Regions from separate parts of the Homo sapiens genome. Here regions 1 and 3 are each linked to region 2. A link is an interaction called in ENCODE POLR2A ChIA-PET data of the cell type or tissue named here. Cell type or tissue: MCF 10A. All regions are shown on one strand. Links, peaks and the distances in the headings refer to the core of each region. The heading gives the core; the rest is flanking DNA. Region 1 overlaps LOC102723739 (a long non-coding RNA gene). Region 2 overlaps LOC107985871 (a long non-coding RNA gene). Region 3 holds the start of LOC102723739 (a long non-coding RNA gene).

The links. ChIA-PET counts read pairs that join two places held together with the same protein. Peaks named below come from ENCODE experiments on the same cell type or tissue, not always from the same donor. Only the 100,000 strongest peaks of a DNase experiment are listed, where the experiment ranks them.
Region 1: POLR2A ChIA-PET joins it to region 2 with 8 read pairs; 1 of 35 experiments calls an interaction of 5 or more read pairs at or near these places.
Region 3: POLR2A ChIA-PET joins it to region 2 with 5 read pairs; 3 of 35 experiments call an interaction of 5 or more read pairs at or near these places.

Annotation. Positions count from the first base shown.
Region 1 is chr2:38,183,617-38,193,792 of GRCh38, forward strand. It overlaps LOC102723739 (a long non-coding RNA gene), which reads right to left. Exons shown (of 4, transcript XR_007086289.1): 3 at 3,334-10,176; 4 at 692-779. Among named protein-coding and RNA genes, the nearest start is that of CYP1B1-AS1, 58 kb to the left of the region's middle. In MCF 10A, for the core only: no CTCF peak of the experiment used is centred there; a DNase peak (open chromatin) is centred at 4,315.
Region 2 is chr2:38,104,524-38,114,699 of GRCh38, forward strand. LOC107985871 (a long non-coding RNA gene) reads right to left here. Exons shown (of 4, transcript XR_007086290.1): 4 at 5,793-8,559. Among named protein-coding and RNA genes, the nearest start is that of CYP1B1-AS1, 21 kb to the right of the region's middle. RefSeq lists enhancers at 2,372-3,111, 3,112-3,851. In MCF 10A, for the core only: no CTCF peak of the experiment used is centred there; a DNase peak (open chromatin) is centred at 5,388.
Region 3 is chr2:38,233,735-38,243,910 of GRCh38, forward strand. It overlaps LOC102723739 (a long non-coding RNA gene), which reads right to left and starts at 5,856. Exons shown (of 4, transcript XR_007086289.1): 1 at 5,324-5,856. In MCF 10A, for the core only: no CTCF peak of the experiment used is centred there; a DNase peak (open chromatin) is centred at 5,897.

The DNA of each region.
Region 1 (10,176 bases), core at 1,770-6,769, 77 kb after region 2:
TTGAACTCCTGGCCTCAAACGGTCCTCCCAACTTGACCTCCCAAAGCACTGGGATTACAGGCCCGAGAACCACACACAGCCTGCTGTGAGTGATTTTAAGAGAAGCTGTTAGAGATTGGGGCCCTAGCATCTCATTGAATCACTGGTTGACACCACCACAGCCTCCCAGCTCTCAAGCAATTCCTAGGAAAACAGGAATTCATCGGGAAAATATTCTTGATCCTGATACCAAAATTAACAAAGGGGGCTGCTTCTTGTGTTGTATTCTCAACAGCAGAAATGACAGTTGTGCCCATCAAAACCCCCAGAGACCCTGACCAGCAGGGAAGAGCAGTAGCAAGGAGATAGGAGAGAAGGGTGGTATAAAGAGTTTACCTTCTTTATTTTTCTCTGTCCACAGTTCCTTTACGCGGAAAGCTATTTACAGCAGCCACAGTCTCTGTTTGGTTTGGCATGACACTGACTTTCTATGGATAAGTCAGGATCTCATGTCCTCATCTAAAAATGGTACCATATTGAATGACGCTTTACCTTCATTTCTCTCACTTCACTGGTTTTGGATGAGCATAGGGGCACCTTTGGGTCAGAGTACTTTTCAGAGAGGGACAGTCAATAAAAAGCCTTCGTGTATAACTAGTCCATTTTCATGCTGCCGATAAAGACATACCTGAAACTGGGTAATTTATAAAGAAAAAGAGGTTTAATGGACTCACAGTTCCACATGGCAGGGGAAGCCTCACAATCATGGTGGAAGGTGAATGGCACGTCTTACATGGCGGCTGAGAAGACAGAATAAGAGCCAAGTGAAAGGGGTTTTGCCTTATAAAACCATCAGATCTCATGAGACTTATTCACTACCATGAGAACAGTATGGGAAAACTGTCCCCATGATTCACCTATCTCCCACCAGGTCCCTCCCACAACACGTGGAAATTAAGGGAGCTACAATTCAAGATGAGATTTGGGTGGGGACACAGCCAAACCGTATCAGTGTGCCCAGAGAGAGAGTGGGTAAGAGGAATAGACCAAAACTTGAACTATGAGAAAGAGAAGTAAGACGGTAGGGAAGACTGTAGTTCAGAATCTGTAAGTTATAACTGACTTCTCACAGCCTGGCAAAAAATTGGAAGCTGGAGTATAGGACATAAATTCATGAGCAGTAGCAATTTTAGCCAAGTCGAGAGAAAAGCATTGAACTTCAAATGAAAATAATGTTCAAAGAGGTGAACATGAAGTTCATTCAAGATGTGGAGGGAATTATGAGCAGGGAGATGCATGCCAAGAGAAACTAGATGGTATTTGAAAAAAGTGAGATTCAAATTAAGGTTCACACACAGAGAGAGAGAAAGAGGGATAAAACAAAAATATTTTAATGGTTTCCTTTTCCTGTGGTCTGCTTTAGAATTCACCCAAAAGCCAATTGTTTCTGTGGTTATTCAAATTTTGTTTCTCTTCTCACTCCCTCCTCTTGTCTATCCTCTGATCCCCAGCATTTGGACAGAATAAGAGAGAGGAAGTAAAACTCAAATCATTTTACTTTACTTTTTCTTGGCCATTTGGCTAAGAGATGTGTGGGGTGAAGAGGTGCTTGTGGCCAAAGTGTGATTTGTAAAATGTGTGGGTATTTTTTGTTTGGTTGGTTTTGCTTTTAGCTGCTATACTTATGTTACCCCAGTTTACCACATCCAGTCCTCTTTGGGCACAAAGGGAAAGACTCAACAAACATTTGTTGAGTGGCTTGACTCAGCTTTGCTCCTTCTCCTGAGTATTCCTCCGTGGAGTTTTAGCAACTTCCCATAGGAAATCCAGGCTAAGGTCTGATTCATCCAGTCCTGAATAATGTGTTAATCATGAATTGGATAAAAATCATGAATTGGATACTACTCAAGAGGATAAGCTGTTTTCAAACATCTTAGCAGTAAATATTTGCAAACCAACAAGAAACACACTAAATACAAATGGCGTTTCTCAATTCATTAGAGCAAGCCTGCAAGAACCTTGACCTGGGAGTAGTGAGGCCACTTTCTCAGCCACTAGTTCATGCCATTATATATACATACCAGTTTTAACAATACATTATTTTTATAATTTTCAATGTTTGAGATTATTCATGAACCTGAACTGCCCTTCAACCTGTAAATCTGAATAAGTGAGGTTTTACTATGATTTACAAAACCATAAAACAAGACAGAAAGAGGTCTGTTCATCTAATAGTGGCTGTTTGTTTCTCCTTTCCTTTTTGGAGAGGAGGGAAAAAAAGAGCAAATGTCTATCTAGCAAGATGACGTAGGGCTGGATAAAAAGATAAATGCCTCTGAGGTGTGTAGGGATATTACAAATGTGATTTGGAAGAAAGACAAGATCTGAGGGGGTGGGAAGTTCAGTGTAGAAAGTCTCTTCTATCAGGACATGGATTCTAATTCTCTCCTACCACACTGGGCATAACCATCAGGGAATTTAAAGTCCCTTCCATGCCAGGCATGCCCCATCACCTAGGAAGAAACTCAACCCATCAGCAGGCATCCAAAAAGGCGTCAGCCAGGTAGGGTCCCAAAGAGCCCCACACCTTGGGTTATCTGGGAAAATCCCAAGTTATTTAGAAGACAGTGTACCTCTTGCCTCTACCCTTGGTGGTAAACATTGCTTCAGAGTCACACACACACAAAAAGATAAGCTTTTTTCTCAATTGAAAACTGGAAAGTTGAAAGAGGAAGTAAAGAGAAAAAGAAAGACATATACTATAATCCAGGAGTCCCACATGTTCAGAAACTCTTCACCTGTGAATCTACATTTTACTGAGTTCACATCTGCCTTCTGAAGGGTAACCACTCTTTACCCCCCAAATTCAACTCATTACTTGTTCAACTTTGACCAAGAGGTTTTTTTTTTTTTTTTTTTTTTTTTTTGAGATAGTCTCGCTCTGTTGCCAGGCTGGAGTGCAGTGGCGCGATCTCAGCTCACTATAAGCTCTACCTCCTGGGTTCACGCCATTCTCCTGCCTCAGTCTCCTGAGTAGCTGGGACTACAGGCGCCCACCACCACGCCTGGCTAATTTTTTTGTATTTTTAGTAGAGATGGGGTGTTTCACCGTGTTAGGCAGGATGATCTCGATCTCCTGACTTCATGATCCACCTGCTTTGGCCTCCCAAAGTGCTGGGATTACAGGCATGAGCCACCGTGCCCAGCCGACCAAGAGATATTTTTAAGAAAAGTCTCATAAAAGCATAAAATTTTATATATGGCAAAAGCAATCAACATCTATAGAAAACTGATAAACACATATGACTCAGAGGAAGAAATTTCCCTCTATGTATTATTTACTGTTAAACTTACTATGGCTTATAAGGCCTTGATCATCTAAACACTTGTTTCGATTTATCCATTCTCTTCCTCTCCTCTTCAGCCTTCTTGAGATTGTGGGTCATCTCCAGGGATACTTCTCCACAGTTCTACTATCAGTGTCTAAGGGATTCAGGTTAGGGCAACACACACAAAAAGTCAAATTCAGTTATTCAAGCACCAATTAGATAATGAACATCTGCCTGGGGTACTCACGACATTCTGGGCTAAATATTCCCCCAGAGAGAAGAATAAGGGAGTACTCAGTGGGTACTAATGTCTGGTCTGTGACATGACAATGAAGTGAAGATTAAGTTCCATCTTTACCCCCATTCACCATTTATCTCCCAATCTCTCTTCCCAAGTCATTCTTTTTTTTTTTTTTTAATTATACTTTAAGTTTTAGGGTCATTCTTATCTTCTTCTCATCTCTTACCTGTTTTTTCCTGACCCTAATTCCTCAAAGAAGCTTAATTCACTTCTAGATCCCCTCCTTCCCCCATGAATATAAAGAAAATAACTATATCTAGTTCTTTTAGATGTTCAAATTGACTTGATTGCTAGCTGAAATCAAAATTGACCAGCTGAAGTGGTTTTCAAGAATGTTAATTCTTATTCTGACCACTGGATTAGCACAATGGGCCATTGTACACATAAGTACACCCACAAGGCAGTCAGTAAAATAGACAATGCCTAAAGCTGTAGATACACTATATACATGGCATGAATCTTTTATTCATTTGTTTAGTCTACAGCAGGAAGCCAACTGCCTCACTTCAGGCCAGAGGGAGAATGCTGAGATATTGTACGAATACATGCAATTTTCCAAGCTTCAGGAAATTTGAACTGAAACATTGACAGGAAAGAGCCCATAGTACACTTGCATGTTGAGCTGGTGTTTAAACTCTTTTTCCCATGTAATGAGCTCATATCCAAAATGTTGACTCAACGTGCATGAGGACTTGGCAAGTCCTGTGGGGAGGAGCGCCCTGTCACGGGAAACAGGAGAAAAACAAGGCCGGCTCAGCACATTCTCTCAGAGCACACAGGCCTTCATGGGCCAGAGTTTCTGTTATTAAAAATAAGAAAAGAAAAAAAACAGAGAATGTCTCCTCTTAATCCAGCAATAACTCCAAGAAGATAATAAGTCAACAGTCACTTTTTTCATGGCTACCTACTACAGAGTGTCCTAGTAAAATATATACTTGATACATTAATATACGCTTTAAAAAGAATAGCAGTTAGACATTAACCAATATCTGTTTTGGTTATGTTAAAGTCACAAATGTTTAAAATGCCCATCGTTTCACAGTCAACCACATATAAGATATATCTTGCTTTATTAAGTGTATTTAACACCTAAAAGTGCCACACACTTTCCAGGGCACACTCATCTGAGGGAGTTTGTAGAAGATGCAGTGCTCATGGGGCCCTAGGTTGTTAGCTCTGAGGCTGCCATGCTTCATTCACCAACATGTATTCCCTTACAACTTGGGCCCAGCAACAACAGATTTACTATATAAGCCTCCAGTACTTCCTGAAAAAGTCCTTTCCAAATACCCTCAAAAACAAACAAACAAACAAAAACAGTCCTCTTTCTGTGTTTCAATCAAGGCTATAAAAGTAACCCATGTTAAAAAGCCAGGATGGCTGCAATGAATGGAGCACACAGAAGGCCTCCTGAGCAGTATAGACTTTATTTTTCCATCGTGGGGCTCCTGTAATTTTTAAAAGTCTGTTTGAAGATATTAATTTGGCAGGAATGAGGAAGATGGATTCAAGGGATTAGGAACTGTAGGGAGATGTAGCAAGTGGATGAAGGCCTGGACATGAATAATGTTCACAAGAATGGGAAGGAGGGAAAGATTAAAAGGGATATTTAGAAAGAAGAACTGACAAGCCTTGGTAACGGAGCAGATATAGGAGATAATGAGGAGAGAGGAGTTGGAGTTGGAGTTGGTGAGGAGAGATGGAGTTGGAGTTGGATACAGTGACAACTTCGAAGTTTCTATCCAGAGGCTGGGAGTGTGATGGGCCATTGACAGAAATGGCAAACGGAGAGCTGGTTTGCAATGGATCAAGATGAGGGTTGAACTCAGAGATTCTTAAATCTAAAACATCTCAGAAGGCACCAAGCCCAATTTTATACTTCCTTTCTGTATATTAGAGACTGAGGCCCACAGAGGAGAGGATAAAGACCCGTTGAAGGTCTTAGTTAGTTGGCATGGAGCAGACACTAGTACCCAGTCTTTGGTCTCTTGTTTCTATGCCTATGATCATTATTCAATGGTCCTGTGCCTAAGCTAGAAATCTTTTGATTGCGAGTGATGGAGAACCCAACCCAATTTGACTTGAATAAGTAAAGGAATTTATTGGCTCTTACAAGTGTAAAGTCCAGAGGTTTCAGTTGAGGCATGGTCCAACAGCTCAACATTTTCACTGAGCACCTAGTTTCCTTTTGTCTAATCTCTGCCCAATATTGTTCATAGTTCCAAGATGTTCACCAAGAGGTCCCTGAGCTGTGTGCTTTCTCATTTACATCCAGCAGGAAAGAAAGAAGGTTTTTGTTCTAGAATTCCAAGCAAAAGTCCTGGGATTCACTCTAATTGGATTTGCTTGGTCATATGTCCACCCATGGCCAACCACATGGCTGGGGAGCCAAATGTGCTGGTCTGGGTCACATGTTCCACCCCTGGAGCCCCAGGTAGAATCAGATTCCATAGAGCCAAATGGATTCCCAAACTCCAATGAGGGCTGCTAGGAAGAAAATAACAGAAGCTACAGCATCAACCAACAAATGTCTATTACACATTGTTTGGCTAAATCTCCTTCTGTTTTTTCCATAGCAAGTTTATGACTTTTATTTTTATTTTATTTTATTTTGAGGTGGAGTCTCGCTCTGTCACCCAGGCTGGAGTGTAGTGGCACGATCTTGGCTCACTGCAAGCTCCGCCTCCTGGGTTCACGCCATTCTCCTGCCTCAGCCTCCTGAGTAGCTGGGACTACTGGTGCCCGCCACCACACCCGGCCAATTTTTTGTATTTTTAGTAGAGATGGGGTTTCACCATGTTAGCCAGGATGGTCTCGATCTCCTGATCTCGTGATCCGCCTGCCTCGGCCTCCCAAAGTGCTGGGATTACAGGCGTGAGACACCGCACCCGGCCTATGACTTTTATTGTTAGATACAATGATGAAGTGGTTTGTCCACAAGTTTTAAAAATATACAGAAATCAGAATTGCCATACTCACCATGGAAAAAAGGGAGCACAGCTTTAACAAGAACATTTTAAAGAGAAAGAAAAGTAATTAGGGTGAATAAATTCAAATTTTAGACAAAGTCAGTCATGGTGACATGTGCCTGTAGTCCCAGCCAGCTACTTGGGAGGCCAAGGTGGGAGGATCCCTGGAGCCTAAGAGTTTGAGTCCAGCCTGGGCAACATGGGAAGACCTTGTCTCTTAAAAAAAAGAAAAAAAGAAAAGAAAAAATTGGTAAATGCAGCCAAGTCTTTGTCACTAAAATATATTCTAGGCAACATTCTTCAAAGCCAAGCAAAGTCTGTGGCTGCTGTGTGCTGGGGCTATTTCCTCTCAATTCAATCATGGGTTGGGGTGATGGTTAATAACCCTGAAATTTAAGGTCTTTTGTCAGTCTGGCATCAATGATGAGTGGTGTGACAAGGCTTGGTGTATCACTGATAATTGCTTAGAAATGACTCCACACTACCCAGTTTTTTGGTGTATTTTTCAGCAGTATTGCATAAGAAAGTCTTTAGCAGCCACTGGTACATGCTTCTGAGAAGCATTTGACCACAGAATATCTTAGATTCAAAACACATTGCTTTGTGGGAAGAAAGGCACCACCCAGCACACACACCCATCCTAATTTTGAATGGACTTAATTTCTGAATTCTAGACACTGCCTCACAATGATATAAAAACAACAAGAGCCTCATTAAAACCCCAGAGGCTGAGCCCACAAACAGGAATTCATAGAGTCTCTAAGAGAAAGATATCTGGGCAACATTTCTAAATTTTGAGCTGTCTGGCTGGTTGAGACAGATGATCTGATGGCAAGAATGATTTGCAAAAAATTCAACACTGACCAATCAGAGCAGACAGTCTAAATAAACATCGATTCTTACAAGGCTACCTTCCTTACCAGTTAAATATCAGTCCTGCCTCAGAGAAACATAAGATCTAAAGAGGAAAATCTACACAAGATTGTGTGTGGGCCAGAAAGGCCGCCGTGAATGGTGAGAAGGTGAGTCAATCCATCCATCCTAAGTCAAAGAATCCAACCAGTTCCATGGAGGAGGCACAGAGGAAAAGAGGAAGGAACAAAGTGGAAGAAGAAGAGAATGAAGAGGTGGGAAGAGATGGGCAAGGATGGGAGAGCAGAAGCCAATCAAGAGAAGAAGGAAAAGCAAACAGAAGAGAGTAGAAAGGAATGGGGGCCAGAAACAAGCAGGAATCATGAAGAGTGGGGAAAGGAGAGACTTTGGAAATTCAAACAAGTAGAGGAGTGAAAAAAATAGTGATGAAAGGTAAGAAAGGTAAGGTAGGAGATGTGTGAAATTGCAATAAGAAAAATGGCAGTGTTTATGCGTGATCATTGAGTCTTACTTGCATTACACTTGCATTACACTTACACTGTGTAATGCAGGGCTCAGAAAACTTTTTCTCTAACCAGTCACATGGTAAATAGTTTAAGTTTTGTGGGTGGTGCAGTCTTTGCTCAGCTACTCAGCTCTGGTGGTGTAGCATGAAGACAGCCATAGACAATAAGTAAACAAGTGGGTGTGGCTGTGTTCCAGGAAGACTACGAATACCAGTGATGGGTCAGACTTGGCCCATGGGTCATAGTTTGCTGAATCCTGGTATAATATAAATCTTCTGCAGACAAAAGTGCTTCTTACATTTTTGGCACCCACAACACCTAGATACACAATACCAGGTATGTTACAACTGCATGGAAAAGCCACTTTATAGGCCAAATGGCAGCAATTTTCAATGGCTTTTTTTTTTTTTTATAACTTTTGACCTACAAAATGTCAGTTTCCTGTGATGCCACCCTACCTGCTACTAGACTGGCCATCTGATCCCCACTGGAGAAGCCACAATCATAGGGAAGGAATATTCCATTTGGGGACAGATAAAGTCAATGAAAAGATAGATGTTCTCAGTACAGCCCAGGCCAGCATGAGCAAAGGTGGATACTTAATGTCTAGTCAGCTTGCATGCCATGACAAAATACCACAGACTGGGGACTTAAACAACAGAAGCTGATTTTTTCATAGTTCTGGAGGCTGGACACAAGATGAGGGTGCCAGCATGGTCAGGTTCTGGTGAAGTCTCTCCTCCTGGCTTCAGACAGCTGCCTTCTCATTAAGTCCCATATGGCCTTTTCCTCTCTCTCTTCCTCTTCTTATAAAGCCATTCATCCCATCATGAGGACCCTAATTTCATGCCCTAATCTAACCCTAATTACCTCCCAATAAATTTCATCTCCAAATACCCTCACACTGGGGATTAGGGCTTCAACATATAAGCTTGGGGAGGGGGAGATACAAATATTCAGTCCATAACCCTTAAGAAAGGCCTTTCATTGATTTTCATCTTAAACAAAAATATTCTTACCTGTTTTTTCTGGAAACGAATAACCAGCCTGTATGACACTCCTTGGGCTCCACCTCTCACCTGGATATATTACAACACTGTGCATAGGAGAGATTCACCAGATAGCTGATAGAGAACTTTACATTCAGTACTTAAAGCTTTCCTATTGTGAGAGAGAACTCCATCCAGCATAGGAAATAGCTCCACAGAGTTTTTATCTGAGCCACATACTGCCTCAGAGATCAGAACCCAAGCAAAAACTCTGCTTCTTTAATTCATACGCTCCCTTATTTCCTCACCTTGGGCTCTTCAAATGCCCCCAGCTTGACTGTGGAGCTGGCTTCCTCTCCAACCATCATTAATTTCCCAGAGGGGCCTGTGGTACTTGGGAATAGCTTCGGTGATGAGAGGCAACAAGGTCTAGCCAAGCACAGCTCTCTAGGTCTTGAAACATCCTTAAGGCCTAAGCCTAGTATCATAGACACGGGCTTGTTCTAACCCCAAACTCAGACCTCTAACAATGACCTCACTTCCACTTGCTTCTTTTGTGATTTAGAAGAGCACCTTGCAGCCTCTGAAATGCGCAGTTCTTGCTTGGTGAAGGGTTCCTGTTTTAGGAAGCCAGCACTACTATTTCATTGCCTCTAAGGCACAATGCAGGGCATTTGAGGTTGATTTTGTGGTCGGTTTGTTTCCTTTATTTTCATTTGTTACCCAGCACCATGCCCATATTTCCAAGTTTGTCTTGGCTCCTGATTTCAGTCATTCTTTGGGCACCAATGGCTTTCCCAAGTCATTTACCAGGGTAGCACAAGATGCCTTACAAATTACCAGAGTAAAGTAATGGCCCCAACAGGTATGCTTTTGAGGCCACATGAGGAGATACACAGCTGCAGGATTCCCTATCAGCAAAGACTGAATGATGTCAAACGTTCAGAAAAGGAGAAACTAAGTGGGTGTAGCACAATCAATCACTTTGCATTTCAAGGTGAACTTGCAGCTCTTATGGGGAGGGAATTCTCTATGTCATTTTCCACGTAAATAAAGTAATGAGACCACTTTGTTGTAGCAAAGAAATTCAGTTTGTTTCTAGAAGCAGATGTGTGTGCATGGGTGAGTGGGCATGTGCATATTTGCTTTAAAACATTTTCCAATAACTGCTGACAACAGCAACCTGAAGCCTCCAGGCACCCAGTTTCTCCCCATCCTGAGATGATCTTT
Region 2 (10,176 bases), core at 3,391-8,390:
GCTGAGAAAAAAATGAGGCACAATGAAACAAAAGCACTTGCATAGCACACAATATAGGAAGGAGTGGAGTGAGAATCTAAAGTCAAGTTTACAGCATGCTGTTTTCAAGGCAAAACTACTTTTGATTTAAAATCATATTCTTTTCTCTCCCCAATCTCCTCCAGCTAGCGTTTCATCCGTGTGGATTTGTCAGGAGACAAGGAAAATCAAATTTCCAGCAATGCGTATCTAGTGTTTAACAATCACATCATTACACATGAAAAAAATTTGAAGCTTGTCAGATCACCATTGTATGAAATATTTCCCACTTGGGACCATACAGCTCTGTATTTTTCTGATCAGTTACAATTTTTAGGATCTAGTCTTTATCCCAGAGACCCAGATCTGTGTATTCTGTATTCTTTTGTACCCTGTGTTATTGCTTCACCAAGAGTATACTCCAGGTGATTTTTTTGTGTGTCCTTAATTTTGTCATTTTGTGGTCATTAATAACATCAGTTAACAATAATATTATTATACTGTCCACTACAATGTGCGTTTGTGAGCACTGGCAACAATTTAGCAGAACAGAATGAGTTAGATTCCCAATTGTGGTAGATCACGTGTAGTAGCGAACAGAGCACAGAAACTCCGGATCCTAATTCTTGATTTCCTGGCAGTGATACCTTCCCATTCCATTACATAAGGTATAAGTGGCAGAAGATCAGGGAGAACCACAGGGCTGTAAGATATTTTATAAGTTGTTAAATAAGGGGACACTGCTTTATTTGGGGCATGTCACTCAATCTCTTCAACATTGTGTTAGGTAGGTATCATGAACTAAATTGTGGCCACCCAAAACTCATACCTCGAACCCCGGGTACCTCAGAACATAATTGTATTTGGATATGGAGTCTTTAAAGAGGTAATTAAGTTAAAATGAGGTTGTTAGAGAGGGCTGTAATCTAATATGACTGGTATCCTTATAAGAAGATTGAAAACACAGATGTGCACAGAGCAAAGACCACGTGAAGACACAAAGAAAACAGCCATCTGCAACTCAAGAAGAGAGTCCCAGAGCACATTGTGATCTCTGACTTCTGGCCTCCAGAATTGTGAGACAATGAATTTATATCGTTTAAGCCACCAGTCTGTTGTACTTTGTTATGGCAGCCTGAATGGGCCAATACAGTGAGGTTCCCTGGAAGACTTTCAGATGGGGACTTGCATGCAAGAAGTTTAACAGGGAGAGCTCTCAAGAGCAACCCCCGGAGGGAGAGAGGGAGGAAAGGAAAATTGGGCAGAGAGAGAAGCTGACCTCTGATGCAGCTGCTACAAGGTTCTCAGCTGATCCTAGGGTTCTCAGCTGATCCTACAGGGTGTTCTGGAGCTGGGATGGCCCCGTAGAGTTGCCTGGAATCAAGGCAGGGCCCAGGGAGGGAGATAACCTTGGCAAAGGCAGCTTCCTTCAGCGGGGGAATTCCCAGTGAGGGACTCAATTGTGGCTGTTTGCAGTGGGCACTGGACAGCTGGGGAGTGAGTTTCTCCGCCCTGACGAGGGGTCTGGGTGACATCTCACAGCATCCATCGCAGACCTGCAGCTCCTAGTCTGCAGACCAGGATAAGCACAATGCCTGTGGTGCATTTCCCCGCAGGCGGCTGTGAGGAGCTAATGAGATAATGGATATGAAAATGCTCTGCAAACTGTGAAGACTATCAATATGCTGTTATGCATCATTCTCTGTTATTTGTTGCTATCCTGTCCTTTCACCTTCCCCAGGCCGGAATGATCACATTTTCTCTTTCCCTAGCTTTATTCCTGGGTCACTAGCACAGGGAAAAAATAAGAAGAAAAATCAGAGTGGAATTCTAAAAAACAAAGGTCCTGTGCTTTTCTGCCTAAAATATGTACAATCCTCAGTTGGCACTGTCAGGAATGGGGACCGCCCTCATGGAGAAGTGGCACTTCCACTCCTAGCCAGCCTCTGTGTGAGCTGGACTCTAAGGTCAGGAGAATGAGGAGGCCGTGAAGGTCTTGGCCGTCTCTTTTTCCCCTCATCTCTACTGAGACATAGATCGAGACAGGGACCCATAAATCACCTTGGAGTTAAATCAGGGGAAAAAAGAAAAGCCCTCTCAGGCAACAGCATTTCACAGCAGCAACAGGAAGTTGTAGGGAAAAGAGAAAAGTCAAAACTCAAGTGAAAATCTGAGTCATGGTTCAGAGAGGCCACAAATACCTTTCTTATGGAGAGTCAGAAGAGGGAACACAGAGAAAACTGAGAGGTTTTTTTTTTGTTTGTTTGTTTTGAACTTTTTAAAGGAGAATTTGTTTTTAATCCTGTGAAGCTAGTAAACATCTCTTTAAAGAATGTGTGTGGTCACACAAGTTGAAGGGCTAGAAAATTACCTCCTCACAGCCCAGATGGTTTTAAGTGGGAACAGATAGGAAGGAGCGTGAGTTAAAGCTCCCACCCACACTACAGGACCCTGCTGTTCCAGCCGCTTTCCTCTGCCACTAGCTCAGGAAGAGCGAGGGCTGCCTCTCAGACACAGGGAGTTCCTGCAGGCTGACTTCAGGCACTCCAGAATGAGGTGTCCGTATTTTCCTAAGTGCTGAGGGTCACCCTACCTCCTCCTCTTTTATTAAGATTCTCTGAACCACTCAGAGAATACACAAGTTAAAAATAAATTACTTCGGCAGATAGTGAGGGTACAGAAGTCCTCGGTAAGGTTTTCCTTTTAATGAAAACCAGCCCCAAATACTTTTCCTTTCTAACAAAGAGCAGCCTGTGAAATCAAGCTACAGACATAGATGCCAGCAGAGGAATACTACCTGGGACTAGGCATGTTCAAAATGGCGGTTCCATCTTCTCTTCCTTTTTTTTTTTTTTTTTTTTTTTTTTTTGGTTAGTTAGTTTGTTTTTGTTGTTGTTGCTGTTGTTTGAGACGGAGTCTCGCTCTGTCGCCCAGGCTGGAGTGCAATGGCATGGTGGAGGCTCATTGCAACCTCCACCTCCCAGGTTCAAGCGATTCTCCTGCCTCAGCCTCCCAAGTAGCTGGGATTACAGGAATGCACCACCGTGCCCAGTTAATTTTGTATTTTAGTAGAGACGGGGCTTCACCATGTTGGTCAGGCTGGTCTTGAACTCCTGACCTCGTGATCCGCCTGCTTCGGCCTCCCAAAGTGCTGAGATTACAGGTGTGAGCCACCGCGCCCAGCCCATCTTCCTTTTCTCAGTGCCAGCCACGTGTACATTAAGGAACAGACAACATGGCGCGGGTCAAGTGGAAAGCTCTTTTGCATAGTAAGATGAGGGTGAGGTAGCCAGCCTTCCTCCTGCTATGTAAACATCACACCTAATCGAACTGATCTGTGGGCCCTATGTAAATCAGACACCGCCTCTTCAAACCTGCCTAAAAATTTGGAGAATTCCGCCCCAGCAAGTCTTTCCCTTTCAGAAGCCCCGCTCTCTCGCTAGAGAGAAAGCTGTTCTCCTTTCTCTTTCTTCTGCCTATTAAACCTGCGCTCCTAAAGGCCTCCTTTGTGTCCCTGTCCTAAATTTTCTTGGCGCCAGGTAACGAACCCTGGGTATTTACCCCAGACAACGAAGCCGCTTCAGAATGACAAAACAACAGACATGGGGACTTCTGGCAAACAATAAACCACAAATGAACAGAGAGAGATTAGAAAATAAATCTAATCACAGCAGAGGAGGAGGGGAGAAAATAGCTTCTCTTCCCAGAAACACAGGAGAGACAGAAAGCAGGCTGCCCTGTTCTGCGCCTGCTCCATTCTCCAGTAACATACCGTCCTGGTGTAGTGAGACTTTTCGCATTATAGGGCCCAACTAGAGATCCAGTCATTTTTACTTACGCTGTGAGCCAAGATTCTGAGTAAATGGGTTTATCTTGATTGCAGTTAAAGTATCTGGTTGGGCACATCCTAACATGAATATTATACCAACAATAAAAATCGTGGAAATGTGGGGAAATGTCCACGATATGTTCATAACTTAAAGTAGGTTAGCAGTGCATTGTCAACGTAAATAAAACAGTATATTGAGTGTGATTCCAATATTGAAAAACAAAATAAAGAGCACTAAATCTGCCAAGTTCAAAGACCAGAGTGCCAGATGCAAAATGTTTAATGTTTCTTTCTGTGATGGGATTATTTTTTTCTTTATATTTTTCTGTATTTCCTGATTTTTTTCTACAATAATCATGTTTCTACTGTAATCTGAGATATAAAACATTAGAAAATTTGGTCAGATGAGTTGTTCCAGGATTGTGATTATTTCTCCACAAACAGATGCTCCTCAACTGATAATGGGATTTTGTTCCTATAAGCCCATCATAAGTTGAAAATACCGTATGTCAAAAATGCACTTCATACACCTGACCTACTGAACATCATAGCTTAGCCTCGCCTACCTTAAACATGCTCAGAACACTTAGATTAGCCTACAGTTGAGCAAAATCATCTTATGTAATTTATTGGCTACCATACCGAAAGTGAAAATCGAATGGTTGTGTTGTTCGTTGAAGTATGGTTTCTACAAATACATATTGCCTTTGTGCCATCATAAAGTCAAGAAATTGTTAAGTCAAATCATGAGTGAGGGATCATCTGTACATTCATACACACACGGTATGAATACATGGGGGTGTGTGTGTGCATGTGTCTATGCATGTAAATGTGTGTTTCAAAGCTCTGGGGTCCTTCTTCCTTCCCAGCTAGGAGCCCCTTTTCCTCTGCTGAGCTCTCGAATCTTGCATAATTGCTCACCACATTTCTGAAAAGACAATCTCTTGGTACAGCACCCCCAGCCTTCTACCAAGGGATTCCAGCAGATGTTCACTCCCAGCTCAGCTTGGATAGGGCCACCAAGGAGCCTGCCTTTGGTCTCCACAGTCACTTCCTGAAGTAAGATTGAAGAGGGTGGGAGCACCATGGTTTGTTGACCTCCAGCTCTGCTTGTATCTCCTTTGGCAGAAGGGGTCCCAGGTGGTGCCTACATTCTAGATTTTAGAGAGGACACCACCTCCAGAGAGCTGAACCCAAAAACTGATGAGCTCCAAAGACGTGAAAAAGGACAGACCCTGCCAGACGAGCACCCTTAGGTTGTTGGCACGGAACTGAGGGAGGAAACTGGGACTACCCGCCTGATGTTGCAGCTTTTTTATTCTCCCCTCGTCACTGTGAGAGGTCTGGACTTCTTCTGACATAAACAGCCTCCTTTCATCAAAGGATCGTGCCATCCTTTCTATTTTCTAAGCATTAAAAGGCAGTTTAAGCAGATCAGTGAATTAGGCAAACGTTTATATTCTCCCTTGCCCTTTTCTTTTTGCATCTGGTAGAATTTCTCCTGTTCTATTGTTGATCTCTTTGTAAAAGCCCGTACATTCTTAGCTGCCAGGGCATGTCTTTGGAAGCATTACCACATACCTGTGAATGATTAATAAGCTGTGTTTGGTTAATAAGCAACATTCAGCTCTCATATTAATCACAGATTTTTAAAGTTAGACACAGCTGGTGACAATTTAGTGACACAGGGTCAGCTTAGCTTTTCTTGAGCATTAGCTGGGAGGAGAGGCTGAACGCTGCCAGATGTCACCAACCAAAAAAAAAAAAACCTAACTGGGTCCTCAGAGAGGACCTGGGGGATGCAAGTGCACACACACACAAGAGCAAGAGATCCCTGTTCTTTTCAAGAACTCCTTTTCTGGAGGACTGTCACCTCCAGAGACCCCATGCTTCCTCCTCATGGTTATAACTTTCCCCAACTCTTCAAGTGTCTAGAGAAAGCACATTTTCTGAACCAAAAATCAGGGTTTATTGATTGGCCATGAGTCTCAAATTAAGAATGCCCTGGAAAAACTGGAGAAAATATTGAGGCATTAGCGGCATTCTGCATAGGCTATATTTGTTCAGCCACATTGAATAACTTACTCTATGCTTAGTACCTCCAGAGAGTGGGGTTACAAAGAAGAATACCCCCTGTCTAGTGGGCCTTCACTGGTGTGTGAGGCTCCTCTGGGCAGGAACTCAATTCTGACTTGTGCAGGTTGCAAGTGGAGGGTCGGCCGTGCTCAGCTGGGCTGATGGTTTCCCCTATTCGAGCCCTTCCTGGCACAGTGTGTCTCCTCTGATTTCTCGTTCCCAGAGCCTTTCCTCAAGTAGGGATTGCAGTTCTTGCTCTCAGTTCCTTCAGCTAGAGAAGCGAGGTCCTTTCACTGGCCCTCTTCAGATCCTGTTCTTGAGCTCAGTCCAACAGGACACCTGGCTTCTCTGTTCACATAGGATCTTCTTTGGGCCAGGCCAAACTTTCCTCTTCCATCTCTCAAATTGGCCCTTCCCTCTCTCAAGAACTGGCTACTTCTCATGGCCCTCTTCTTCATCTCTTCATTACTCCCAGTCTGACAGTGGCTTTGCAAAAATCTTTCACATTTCTCCTCACCATGGTCTCTCTATCGTAAATGAAGATCCAGAAACGTCTTAATTTATCTTTAATGGATAATATAGAGGGTGATTCCTGTCTTCAATCAAAGAGAAAGAGGTATAAGGACAATACACCCAGGCCATTTCACCTACAAATGCTGACCTTACAAAAGACCAGTGGGTGGGGACAGGTGAGTGAAGGTCCTAACCCAGGGCTTCTCTGTGCTGGGAAGTCACAGTTTTTCTTTTCTTTTCTTTTCTGTCTTTTACTTTAAGTTCTGGGATACATGTGCAGAAAATGCAGGTTTGTTACGTAGGTAAACATGTGCCGTGGTGGTTTGCTGCACCTATCTACCTGTCATCTAGGTTTTAAGCCCCGCATGCATTAGGTATTTTTTCTAATGCTCTCCCTTCCCTTGGCCCCCACTTCCCGACTGGCCCCAGTGTGTGATGTTCCCCTCCCTGTGTCCATGTGTTCTCATTGTTCAACTCCAACTTATAAGTGAGAACATGAAGTGTTTGGTTTTCTGTTCCTGTGGTAGTTTGCTGAGAATGATGGCTTCCGGTTTCATCCATGTCCCTGCAAAGAACACGAATTCTTTTTTATGGCTGCATAGTATTCCATGATGTATATATGGCACATTTTCTTTATGCAGTCTATCATTGATGGCTATTTGGGTCGGTTCCAAGTCTTTGCTATTGTAAATAGTGCTGCAACAAACATACATGTCCTTGTGTCATTATAGTAGAATGATTTATAATCCTTTGGGTATATACCCATTAATGGGATTGCTGGGTCAAATGGTATTTCTGATTTTAGATCCTTAAGGAATTGCCACACTGTCTTCCACAACAGAACTAATTTACACTCCCACCAACAGTGTAAAAGCGTTCCTATTTCTCCACAGCCTCGCCAGCATCTGTTGTTTCCTGACTTTTTAATAATCACCATTCTAACTAACGTGAGATGGTGTCTCATTGTGGTTTTGATTTGCATTTCTCTAATGACCAGTGATGATGAGCTTTTTTTCATATGTTTGTTGGCCACATAAATGTCTTCTTTTGAGAAGTGTCTGTTCATATCCTTTGCCCACTTTTTGATGGGGTTGTTTTTTTCTTGTAAATTTGTTTAAGTTCCTTGTGGATTCTGGATATTAGCTCTTTGTCAGATGGATAGATTGCAAACATTTTCCCCCATTCTGTAGGTTGCCTGTTCATTCTGATGATAGTTTCTTTTGCTGTGCAGAAGCTCTTTAGTTTGATTAGATCCCATTTGTCAATTTTGGCTTTTGTTGCAATTGCTTTTGGTGTTTTAGTCATGAAGTCTTTGCCCATGCCTATGTCCTAAGTGGTATTGCCTTGGTTTTCCTCTAGGGCTTTTATGGTTTTGGGTTTTACATTTAAGACTTTAATCCATCTTGAGTTAATTTTTGTATAAGGAGGGGGTCCAGTTTCTGTTTTCTGCATATGGCTAGCCAGTTTTCCCAGCACCGTTTATTAAATAGGGAGTCCTTTCCCCACTGCTTGTTTTTGTCAAGTTTGTTGAATAGCAGATGGTTGTAGATGTGTGGTGTTATTTCTGAGGTCTCTGTTCTGTTCTATTGGTCTATATATCTGTTTTGGTATCAGTACCATGCTGTTTTGGTTACTGTAGCCTTGTAGTATAGTTTGAAGTCAGGTAGCATGATGCCTCCATCTTTAATCTTTTTGCTTAGAACTGTCTTGGCTATACAGGCTCCTTTTTGGTTCCATATGAAATTTAAAGTAGTTTTTTCTAATTCTGTAAAGAAAGTCACTGGTAGCTTGATGAGAATAGCATTGAATCTATAAATTACTTTGGCCATTTTCATGATATTGATTCTTCCTATCCATGAGCATGGAATGTTTTTCCATTTGTTTATGTCCTCTCTTATTCCCTTGAACAGTGGTTTATAGTTCTCCTTGAAGAGGTCCTTCACATCCCTTGTAAGTTGTATTCCTAGGTATTTTATTATCTTTGTAGCAATTGTGAATGAGATTCACTCATGATTTGGCTCTCTGCTTGTCTATTGCTGGTGTATAGGAATGCTTGGGATTTTTGCACATTGATTTTGTATCCTGAGGAAGTCATAGTTTTTCTATGTGCAGTTCCAAAGCCCCTGAAGAATGATTAAAGAGCAAATTACTTTCTCTTTTGAAGATTAAAAAGAGACTCCTTTTTAGCAAGATCAGAGTTAACAAATTACTGGCCCCATGCCCTTTCCTACCCATGTGGAGTCCTCGCCTTGCATCAAAAAGGGAAGCTAACCTGCAACAAGGGAGCAGCCACTGCCAGGAAGAAATGCCTTTGTGCCTTCCCTCTTCTTGCCCTGCTGCCTTCTTCCCAAGTCAGCACTCCTCTCTTCCCTTTCCACATGCTTCCTCTTTCCCCTCTTAGGAAAAAAATATAATATTGGATCGGCTGTGTGTCAAGCATCTGAGGTTCTAACCATAGCTCCATTACTACCAGTCCGTGTGACTTGGGGAATGCTGCTTACCTTCTTTGAGACCCAGTTTCTTCATTACAAGATAAAGAGCTTGCTAGGTGAGCTCTGTGACTTCTTTCTACTTAAACATTTTGTGATTCTGCGTTCTTAGACTTTGTAATAATTCTCTCTTAAGGTATTTGTACATTAAGTTTTACATGTCATTGTGGAATGAACAGATTTATCTCTAGTTACAGAATCCCAAACTTCAGCAGAAGGTGCAGGGAGAACCAAAGAGGTGAGGGATAAAGAAAGGGGCTCCGCCAAACCATATCTCTCATCTTGTTCTTGAATTACCAGCCCTCTGGCAGTCAACTTTCTTAACTGGCTTCCTTCTGGAGCCCAGATTTGTTTTTCCTTGCTCTCTTAATCTCTGTTCACTATTTTCTATAGAAATTACTTTAGAGAGAAACCCTCTTCCAATTGTATTTAAATCCACCCCCCAAATATAATTTATTCTCTTATGAAGCTTTGAAATGGAAAATTTTCCCCAGAAGTAACCAGGCATTGTGCAAAGTCGCATCCATTTTGAACACCAAAGCAGCTGTAACAAATAAGAGATGACAAATGCCATTGTGTAATTTAGTTCTTCATATCAGTTTGTCATTCTGACTCCTTTCTATTTAACTGGATGCTTTGTCAGACTTTGTAATCTAACCATGTGAAGGGCAGTGAATAAAGGATTAACGAAACCCTTTCCAGTTTTGCATGAGCATTTGATTTTTGGCTAACTTCCTAGCTCTGTTCCCATGGAAACCTGATAAAGGAAAGTACAAGTGGGCCCTGATTGGTAAATCCTATCTGGATTGGGACAACTATAAATACCAGAGAAGAAGCCATATTTTCGAGTTTCCCTAAGTGCAGTGACCCTTGTAACTGGCATGACCTTGAGAAGACCATGAAAGTTATGGCCATGGAGTTCCTCCAAGAGATATTAGCTGCTGTGAAATACAGGGCCTCTCATATAGTGTGGCCTCCACACCCCACTGATGTGAGTCTCATTTCTTCACAACTCAGTCCACATGGGGGCCAAAGAGAATAGCTTCTGCCCACTGTGTGGATGGCTTTGTGGTCTGCTGCGAGGTCCCGCAGAAGAGGAAGTCTGGATGTGCCCTACTGACATGCTCTGCCTCCTGGCCTATGAATCTTCTGGGTCAACTGCTGTCTAGAGTGGGCCTTGGCAGTCTTGTGAGTTTGCAGGTTTAATAGAGCCTTATGAGACCTCCTGGTGGGTCTTGTGGATGGAGGTTT
Region 3 (10,176 bases), core at 3,481-8,480, 130 kb after region 2:
ATACCACTCCCATCAGGTCATTTTCTCCTGTGACTCACCAGCTCCTTTTGAGGAAAGCGTAAAGTCTGGCATTAGAGGCCTCAGTCATCTTCTCTTCCTCCAGACTATCCCAAAGGATCCCTGTATGCCAGGACCACCTCTTGACTCTCCTTCTGCGTATTTTGCTTGGGTGGCTCCCTCTGTCTGGAATACATAGCTCTTACACCCTTCAAAACCTGGCTCGAATCTCATCATTTTCAAGGAGGCTTCCCTCCCCAGCCTCCCTCCACTGATTATTCTCCTGTATTTGGCATTCACTGCAGGTATCCATAGTTGTCTCTATGACTGTTGGTGGTGGCCACTGGAAAGCTCAGCATCGAATGTGAGGCCCCATAAAGCAAGTGTAGGGAGCAGCCTCCCTGGGGGCATTTGCACACTTTCCCCTTCCCCCTTCACCGTATGTCCCATCCTTGATTTTGCTTTGCTTTTTCATCCGCTTTGTTGTCTTGATTTATTTTTAAGTGATATCTTAAGTCCTTTCTGAATAAGAATAGAGTGAACATGCGAGTCTTTGGACTACGTTGGCATGTGTTTTTTTCCCAGCACATGTTCTCTGTGAATGTCTGAGCTTCCACTACTTCATATGCTCCTCTAAGAAAAAAATAATCATCTCAGAAGCAAGATGTCTTCCTCTGTTCTAATTTCTGGAACTAACATTTTTTGTTTTTCCTTTGATTAAAAGAGTATGTGTGCAAGACCCCTTATGTAATGTCACCTACAACCCAGAATTATCATCCCATGTTACACATGAAGAAGCACATAATCAAAAGACTAAACAGACAACCCATAGACTGGGAGAAAATAGTCGCAAACTATGCATCCAGTGAAGGACAAATATCCGGAATCTATAAGGAACTCAAACAAATCAGCAAGAAAAAAACAAATAATCCCATCAAAAAGTGGGCAAAGAACATGAATAGGCAATTCTCAAAAAATATACATGAACAGCCAACAAACATATGAAAAAAAAATGTTCAACATCACCTTACTCCTGCAAGAATGTCCATAATTAAGAAGTCGAAAAACAACAGATGTTGGCATGAATGTGGTGTAAAGGGAACACTTTTACACTGCTAGTGGCAATGTAAATTACCACAACCACTACGGAAAACAGTATGGAGATTCCTTAAAGAACTAAAAGTAGAAGTACCATTCGATCTAGCAATCCCACTACTGGGTATCTACCCAAAGGAAAAGAAGTCATTATATGAAAAAGACACATGCACATATGTGTTTATGGCAGCACAATTCACAATTGCAAAGATATGGAACCAACCTAAGTGCCCATCAATCAACAAGTGGTTAAAGAAAATGTGGTATATATACAACATGGAATACTACTCAGCCATAAAAAGGAACAAAATAATGCCTTTTGCAGCAACTTGGAAGGAGCTGGAGGTCATTATTCTAAGTGAAGTAACTCAGGAATGGAAAACCAAATATAATATATTCTCATAAGTGGGAGTTACACTATGAGGATGCAAAGGCATAAGAACAATATAATGGACTTTGGGGATTCTGGGGGAAGGGTGGTAGGGGCGTGAGGGATAAAAGACTACATATTGAGTACAGCGTACACTCCTTGGGTGACAGGTGCATCAAAATCTCAGAAATCACCACTAAAGAACTTATCCATGTAACCAAAAACTGTACCCCAACTATTGAAATAAAAATAAAAATTATTTAAAAAATACTAAATGGTTGACCCAAAGTCACCCAGCTTATACGGCAGAGTCAAGACTTGAACCCAGGCCAACCTAACTCAAAATGCCTTGACTCTGTATTCTCTAAAAGCGTCTAGCACCAAAACACACACCATGAAGTGTCTAGCACCATAACAGGCACTCATTCATTATTGAAGTATGACCCAAAACATTTGGTACAGAATTGAATAAAACCATGAAGGCAAAGCTATTGAAAATTGAGCTTGCAAAATTGGTAGAATTGGCTTCATGAAAAACTGAGGAGATTCTAATTAGGTCTATCAGAGAAAGACAACACAGATCTACAAAACATTCTGGATGTAGGTGAACAGAATACTAGAAGAGATGCTGTGAGCTGATGTCCATGTTTGAATACAAAAGAAAAATAGATGGGCACGCTGGTTTAGATTTATAGGTCCAGGGCAAACTGATCCAACTGTGGAATCACTGAACCCCCCTTGGGTTTCAATGAGGGTACCCTTGGTAGTTACTTTCGGCCCTAAGGGGTTTGACAAAATGGGACAGACAGGGTTTTTACATCTGAAGCCAGAATACAGAATCTTTGTTCATTGAGGATCTTCATACATGTTACCTTATCTAATACTTTCCCTAACTTCCCCCAGTGTTTCATGTTTGTTATATTTACACATGGTCTTATAACGACGTGTCTATGTCTATCTTGCCACATTGCCCAGGCTGGTCTCGAGCTCCTGGGCTCAACCAGTTCTCCCACCAGAGCCTCCCAAAGTGCTGGGATTACAGGTGTGAGCCACTGCACCCGGCCTAGTTCTCAAATTATATGGAGGAACAAAGACCTAAGAGTAAATAAAGCACTCCTGAAAAGGAATATCAAGACTTATTCCAAAGCTAAAATAACAAAGACAGTGCTGTACTGGCACAGAAATAGACAAATTGCCCAATGGAACAGACTAGAGAAACAGAGACAGAGAGAAAGAGAGAAGGGTGGGTACTTGAGGATGGAAGAGAAGGCACTGCGGATGACAAGGAAACAATGAACTCTTCAATAAATAGTGCAAGGCCACTGGTTACCTACATGGGGGGGAAAATACTGTGACTAATCCCTGCTTTGCACCATGCAGAAGAATCAAATGCTAGCAGATTTAAGATTTAAATACACAAGGCAAAACTCTAAAACTTTTGAAGGCAACATGGGAGAATATCTTTAGAACATCAGAGAGGTGAAGGTTTCTTAAAGAAAACACAAAACTATGAAAGAAAAATAATAAATTTGGCTACATTCAAATTAAGAACTTCTGTTTAACAGTAGACCCCATGAAGAAAGTGATCAGAAAAGCAACAATGTAGGAGAAGATATTTGCAATATATATAACCAATATAATCTACATAAAGATGATGTATTTTTTAAAATCTTTTCAAAGTTCAATAAATAAGTTAATAAATACACAGTTCACAGAGCAGAAAATATGAATAGCCCATAAATATATAAAAGAATACACAACCTCATTAGTAATCGCAGAGACACTAAGATACCAGTGGGACTTTACTTTTTACCCACTGGATTGGCACAAATTAATAAGGCTGATATTGTCAAAAACTTGGGCTGGGCGCAGTGGCTCAGGCCTGTAATCTCAGCACTTTGTGAGGTCAAGGCAAGTAGATCGCTTTGAGCTCATGAATTCGACACCAGCCTGGGCAATATGACGAAACCACATTTCTACAAAAAATACAAAAAACTAGTTGGGTGTGGTGGTGCACACCTGTAGTCCCAGCTACTTGGGAGACTGAGGTGGGAGGATGGCTTGAACCTGGGATGCAGAGGTGTGGGGGTTCAGTCAGGATGGTGGGAGAAATTGTAAAATTATGGGAAATAAACGCAAACCCTCTTGGAAGGCCTGGAGGTCTGCATAAAGTGTTTGGCTGAAGGCAGAATTCTCTTAAAAGCTCAGGGCATGGATACATAGGAATGTAGAGTAGTTTATCTAAATAGCTTGTTTATTCATGTGGTCCTAAGACCAACATTTGGTCAACCACAGATGCATGATTGCTCTCTACTCAGGAGGTCAGCAATGTCAATTACCCTCTAGTGGTTTTTACTCAAGACCTTTGTCATCTAATCTATACTGAATAAATGTGAGCTTCGCTGACTGAATGGAGCCATGGCTGCTACTCTTTACAGAACCTTCCTTGGTGTCTGTGAGGGGCCCAGACCCTTAGCTGGACTGACAGGCAGAGTATCTGTGTCAGTGTACATTACTCATCCGTTGTTGGGTGAGGGTCTGCAGAACAAATGCCCGCACAGAGGTTGCAGTGAGCTGAGATCATGCCACTGTGCTCCAGCCTGGGCGATAGAGCCACACCCTGTCTCAAAAAAAACAAAAAAAAAAAGAAAAAGAACTTGGAAAGAGTATGATTCAACTGGAATCTTTATTCACTCTTGGCAGGAGTCTAAATTGGTATAACCCCTCAGAAAAAATAAGTTAAATATATTCATATACCTTATAGCCTAGCAATCCTACCCTAGAGAAACCCTCGCACACGTGCACAAATTCATGTGGTTGTACTTCTAAGTATAACCCTAGAGAAATTCTTGCATGTGATTTACGTATGGGAATGTTCACAGCAATATCAAAATAACAACCAGAAACAACCCAAGTGTCCAAAGTGTTCAGAGAAAGAATAAACAATTATTTATAACTACTCACACAATAAAATGCTAGAGACAGTAGTGAAAATAATGAACTACATGCAACATGGATGAATCTTAGAAACAAAATACTGAGTGGAAAAAAAGCAAATGAAAAGAAGACTGCATGTAGCATAATACCATTCTGATAAAGTGGACACAATCAAATAATATGTTTCTTAAGGTTATCTACATATGTGCTAAATTATTATTTTAACCAGGGCTTTATAGAAATAAAATTCGGAAAGCTGGTTACTTCTAGGGACTTGCAGGGGATGGCATAGGAAAGGAGCCCACCAGCTACAGCAATGATATTGATCATGTTCTAGTTTAAGGACGACTCACAGGTGTTCTTCCTGTTATTACTATGCCTCATCCCTTAACTGTGTGATACTCACATTATTTTGCATATATCAGCTATTACATAATAATAGCAAATAAAAATAAAAGAACAGGCAAGGCACAGTGGCTCACGCCTGTAATCCCAGCACTTTGGGAGGCCCAGGTGGGCGGATCACCTGAAGTCAGGAGTTCGAGACCAGCCTGGCCAACATGGCGAAACCCCATCTCTACTAAAAATACAAAAATTAGTGGGGTGTGGTGGTGAGTGCCTCCAGCCCCAGCTACTCAGGATGCTGAAGCAGGAGAATCGCTTGAACCCGGGAGATGGAGGTTGCACTGAGCTGAGACCACACCGTGGCACTCCAGCCTGGGTGACAGAGCAAGACTCCATCTCAAAAAATAAATAAATAAATAAATAAATAAATAAATAAATAAATAATAAATGGCTGCAGTTTTACGATAGTCTCAAAAAAGAAAAACAAAAAGAATAAAAGGAAAAAAATCAGGTGTCCACGCTTTTCTGAGAATACAGAAACAAAAGTCTTTCAGTTACTCACAATTTTTCCATACTCACCAACACAGAATGTCAGAAGTGGACCCCAGCAAGGCCCTGTAGACCCATCACTAATTAAGTAGATGAGGAAACGGAAGCTCAGGGATAATACGTGACTGCTCCATGATCACCTGGCAGAGCCAGGAGCCAAACCCAGGTCTCCTGATATTTCTTCTCTTAGATCAAGTCCCCAGGCAGTGGCCTTCAGTCTGGTAGATAATAAAAAGAAAACTCCAGTCTTCTTTATCTTTGTATCTCTAAGACCTAGCAAAGGGCTTAATAATTTGTTGGCCCTCAAAATGTTTTGTTTCTGAATATTATGGAATTCCCATTGGATTCGTCACAAGAAGTCCTCAAAGTGGTAAAAATTCTCTCTTCTGGTTCGGTGGCTTCAAACCAAGAAAAGGTTCCTGGAAGCAAGACAGAAGAAACTATCGGCCATATCACTAATGGGCATTGCCAGAACTCATATGTGTGGCCATACCGGAGGAGATCCCTGCGGCAGGCAGGGCTGCATTTTCTAGCCGGTTCCAGCAAGCCAGCCTCGCGTGACTGACTTCTTTAGTTTAAGGTGCAGAACTCAAGGGAAAGGAGCCAAACCCTATGAATGTGTCTGTACTGCCTCCAAGGCAAGGAGTGGCCAGGATCTGTGGCTTGCCTGTGGAATGAGCAGTGGAAACACTCTCTTCCATTATGTCTGCAGAATAGGCTGGCGGGTGCCACATTACGTTAGTAAGCTCCTGGCAAGGCACGTGGCTTCCATCTCACTTCATTAGCAGCTTTCCTGAACTTCAGGTTTTCCCGGTCCCTGATTCTAGGAGTTAAAGTTCCCTCTGGTACCATTATTCTTCCTCCGTGGGTTTTTCTAGACCTCCCCCATCCCCAAGGGTCTGACGCAGGGCCCTGGTTTGTAGCTCCTATCTGGGAGAATGTGCAGCCAAGGGTCACAAAACAGACCTGGGGGACTGGCCTCCCCCGAGGGATGCTGGGTCCCAAGCGTCCAAAGGTGCCCTGATTTTCCCACCTGCAATGATCAGTAGCCAAGTTCTCTGATTTTATCTCAACTCTTTCTTGAGCGCGTTGAGATGAATTTTGAGTCTCTCCATTCATGACATGTCTCCCTTTATTCAAATCTTATTTTATATCCCGCAATAAAGTTTCTTGTATTCTTCATCAAATCTCCACATTCCTCAATAACTATATTCCCAGATGTGTTTCATTTTGGGTGACTTGGGCCAATAGTCTAATGAGGCAAAATAATGGGCTGCTTCTGTCCTGAGATGCCCGCTGGCTGGGAGCACTAATGATGACTTAAGGCCGAGATGCACCAGTTGTTTATGGACCACGGATGGCTTTTCTTCTGGGATGAAGCTCTACCTTCCTGCAGGTTGTACTAAGACCAGATGCTTGTTTGTGATTCTGGTTTGTGCAGGTCACTCCCAGGGGTCTGTGCAGTGGGAGCCTCAGCATGGTTTCCCACATGACAGTCCTGCCAAGAGCAGGGGTGGCCACCCCAGCTGGTCACTGCACCTTGGCCCTCTGCCTACTACATGCAGAAGGGGCTGTGAGCAGGTAAGAGAAAAATGCTTTCTTCTCATCTGAGGCTCATGGGTACCTGGCTCTTGGGAGCACCAGTGGCAGGTGCAGCTCGCAGCCGACTGATGTCCTCTCCCTTCAATCCAACAAGTGCAGCTTCTGAACTTACACCTCCTCTGTGGAGCTTTCAGGATACAGAGGGCCTCTGGCTTTGAAATCAGTTTCACTTGGATGTGTAAAGCCCAATTTATAGACTTTACTTATCTTTGTGTTGTTTTGTTAAACCGAGTTTTTAATTCCCAGAAATTGTGGGCTTCAACTTCTGTGCCTGGTTTTTCATGTTGCTGATCTTGATGGTCCACCTTTAAGACCTGCTGTCACAGGAACTGTCATCCACACACGGGACACCTGTACGTGCTAGAAGACGTCGCACTCCGGTAGGCCCAGCAGCCTAAGTAGCTGGCAGAGGGAGGGCAAGGTCTCTGTGACTGGGGGAGGCAGACATCCAGATGCTTGTGAGGGTTCTGCCTGCCCTGCTGCCATCCCCACTTGTCTCCTTCGGGAAACCGTATTTTAAAGAAAGTAAAACAGCCTACTCCTTTTCAACTGCTGTAATGTTTCATTCCTAATCCTGCAGAAAAATTCCCTTATGTTTCACAAAAATAACATAACCTTGGCAGTGTAAAATACCAGACATCAGGGTAAAAGGTGGAAAGAGCACTGGGCATGGGTTCCAAAGAGCTGTGCTCCAGGCAGATGTTCCTGAGACAACCTACAGCATCTCAGGCAACCCAGGGTCCCCTTACACTTTGTCCCATATGATTTCACGAGAGCAGTAACACCTACATAATAATGTGGAGTGAGACCAAATGACTTGGCCAAGAGCTGTGCAAATCTTATGTATTATAGACTAATATAATACATAAGATAGCAAATAATATAGCAAATGTACCATAAATATCTCATTTCAGGACAATGATTTATTTAATGACTCCCAACACACAGAATATAAGAGAGTCTTTTAACACTAGAAAGTGACAGCAAGAAAAAAACAGTAATACCAGTTCCTATTTATTGAGCACATACTACATGCCAGGCACTATGCTAAGGCCTTCACATGAAGTATTGTATTTAATCCTCAGGCAGGTAATTTTATTCACCTATTTTTTAACCAGAGGAAAGAGAAAAAATTAAGTTTAGCAAATTTTAGCAAGCTAAGTGACTTGGCCAAAGTCACTCAGCTTCTAAGTGGCAGAGCTGGGATTCAAACTCAAAGTATCAAAAATTTGAGTCACGCTCCAAGAAACGTCCAAGCTATCATGAAGAATAAAACATAACCATGAATAAGACATAGTCACAGAAGAAGAACAAAATTCATCATATTTACAAGTCAACAACATTTTATAAGGTGTACTGTAGGCATATACCATCGATTTATCCAATGTCAACGGAACCAGAAGAGGGGCAGAGAGAGAGAGAGAGGGATGACTGATAATTTGGAAAGACATCATGGAGAAAATGGTCTGTTACCTGTGCCTTGAAGGATGAGGAGTATTTCAACAAATGGAGGAGAGAAAAAATATGTCCCAGGCAAAGGCGGGTGAGCACGAAAGCTCGGAAACAAAGCACATGTCGGGTAACATACTTTGTGCAGCTGGAATGTAGGAAAAGTAAAAGGAGACATGGCTAAAAGCAGAGACTGCTAATTGTTCTCTAGTATTCATTTGTCCCTCTTCCTTTTAGTGAGAAAATCCCTCATTTTATCTTGACATGCGACTGCCCAGCAGAAGGCTACCATTCCCAGCCTCTCTTGCAGCAATGTGTGGCCACATGACTAGGTCTGAGTGCTGGTCCTGGAGCTGAAGTGATGTGCTATGAAAGCACTGCCCCAGGACTTCCCTCTTTCCCCTTTCTCCGGGATGGAAATGGTGACAACTAGCGCAGCTGCCTGGGACCCAGATATGGCATCCACAGGCAGAGGGTGACAAAGCTGCCCACCCACACCCGGACACTTACCTGTAGACACATGGGAAAGGAAGAAGCTTTTATCTTATTTAAGTAATGGTAATTGGGATTCTGGAACAAACTCCAGAATCACAAATATTTACTGTCTGACCCCAAATAATACAGGGCCCAGTCTTATAGGGCCTTAAATTCCATGGCAATATTTGGAAAATAGTTGGCAGGCAAAAGCGTGTCTTGGTTTGAAGCATCCGTGCTCACACAAAGAGGTAGCATCACAGTTCTCTTAAAGAGCACTAATGTATTAATGGAATGCCTTTAGAGCAACTGAGTTTTAGATTATGTTAGAGCTAGAGCTTGAGGGTCAGGAAAATGTGTTTGCCAGGATCTCACAGCACAGGGTAGTACTGGTTTTATTGAGAGAACTTTGCTTTCAAAACCATAAAAAGGGAAAGGAAAGTATATGAAATATGTGTCTGAGCAAAATTCCACAAGAAATTATTTGCCCTTGAGCTTCACTAAAGTGCTGTTCCCAGTTATTCTGGAATAGGATTAATCCAAGGTGGGCAAAGTTTAAACCAATGGTACCCAAGTAACATCCACCATTTTTCTTCTTCCATGTCAGAACACAACAACAAATTAGACTAAGAACTAAAGTAAAGCCTGTCTCATCTATGTGCTTTTAAAAGAAATGGGTATTTCAGATAAGTTAATTTTCCAGATAGCTGAAGGTTAAGTTCCCTTCTGTTACTTTATCATTGGCCAACAACAATTCAACTACTGCTACTGTTTTCAAGATGATTGTAAACAACTGCAAACACAGGCACTAGACTGCATGCCAGCAATCATCAGAAGATGATCCTCTGGGTAATCAGAACCAGCATGCTTAATTTCTTTTAGATTGCCATTGTAACAGAAACACAACATTTAAGCATTTTCTAGAGAATGCAGGATAAATCCGTAGCTTTCGTGCTTGAGAAATGCAATTGTAAGCAAAAAACATTTTGAGAAATGTGGTCTATTAATTAATCACTGCTCTTTCATAAATATCACTTTATAAAATATATTCAAGACATTATTCAACATGTGTTGTATATTAAGTATTTCCACTACACAGACTTATTCCCCATGGATCTGTGCTGAGGGAGGAAAAATTTAAATGAAAAGCAAAAGTTTGTAGTTCTCAAATTGCACCTAAATCAAATAAGCAAAAAGTCGAGATACTTTCACTGGAAGATAAAACAGTCCATTGGTTTACAAAGTACTTGCATTCTTAGAAAACTAGTGTATTTTACCACCATGTATAAAAGTATTTGTGTTTATATGTAAAATGGAGTTCACCTCTAGGTTCGGGCACTTACAAATGGTTTTGTACC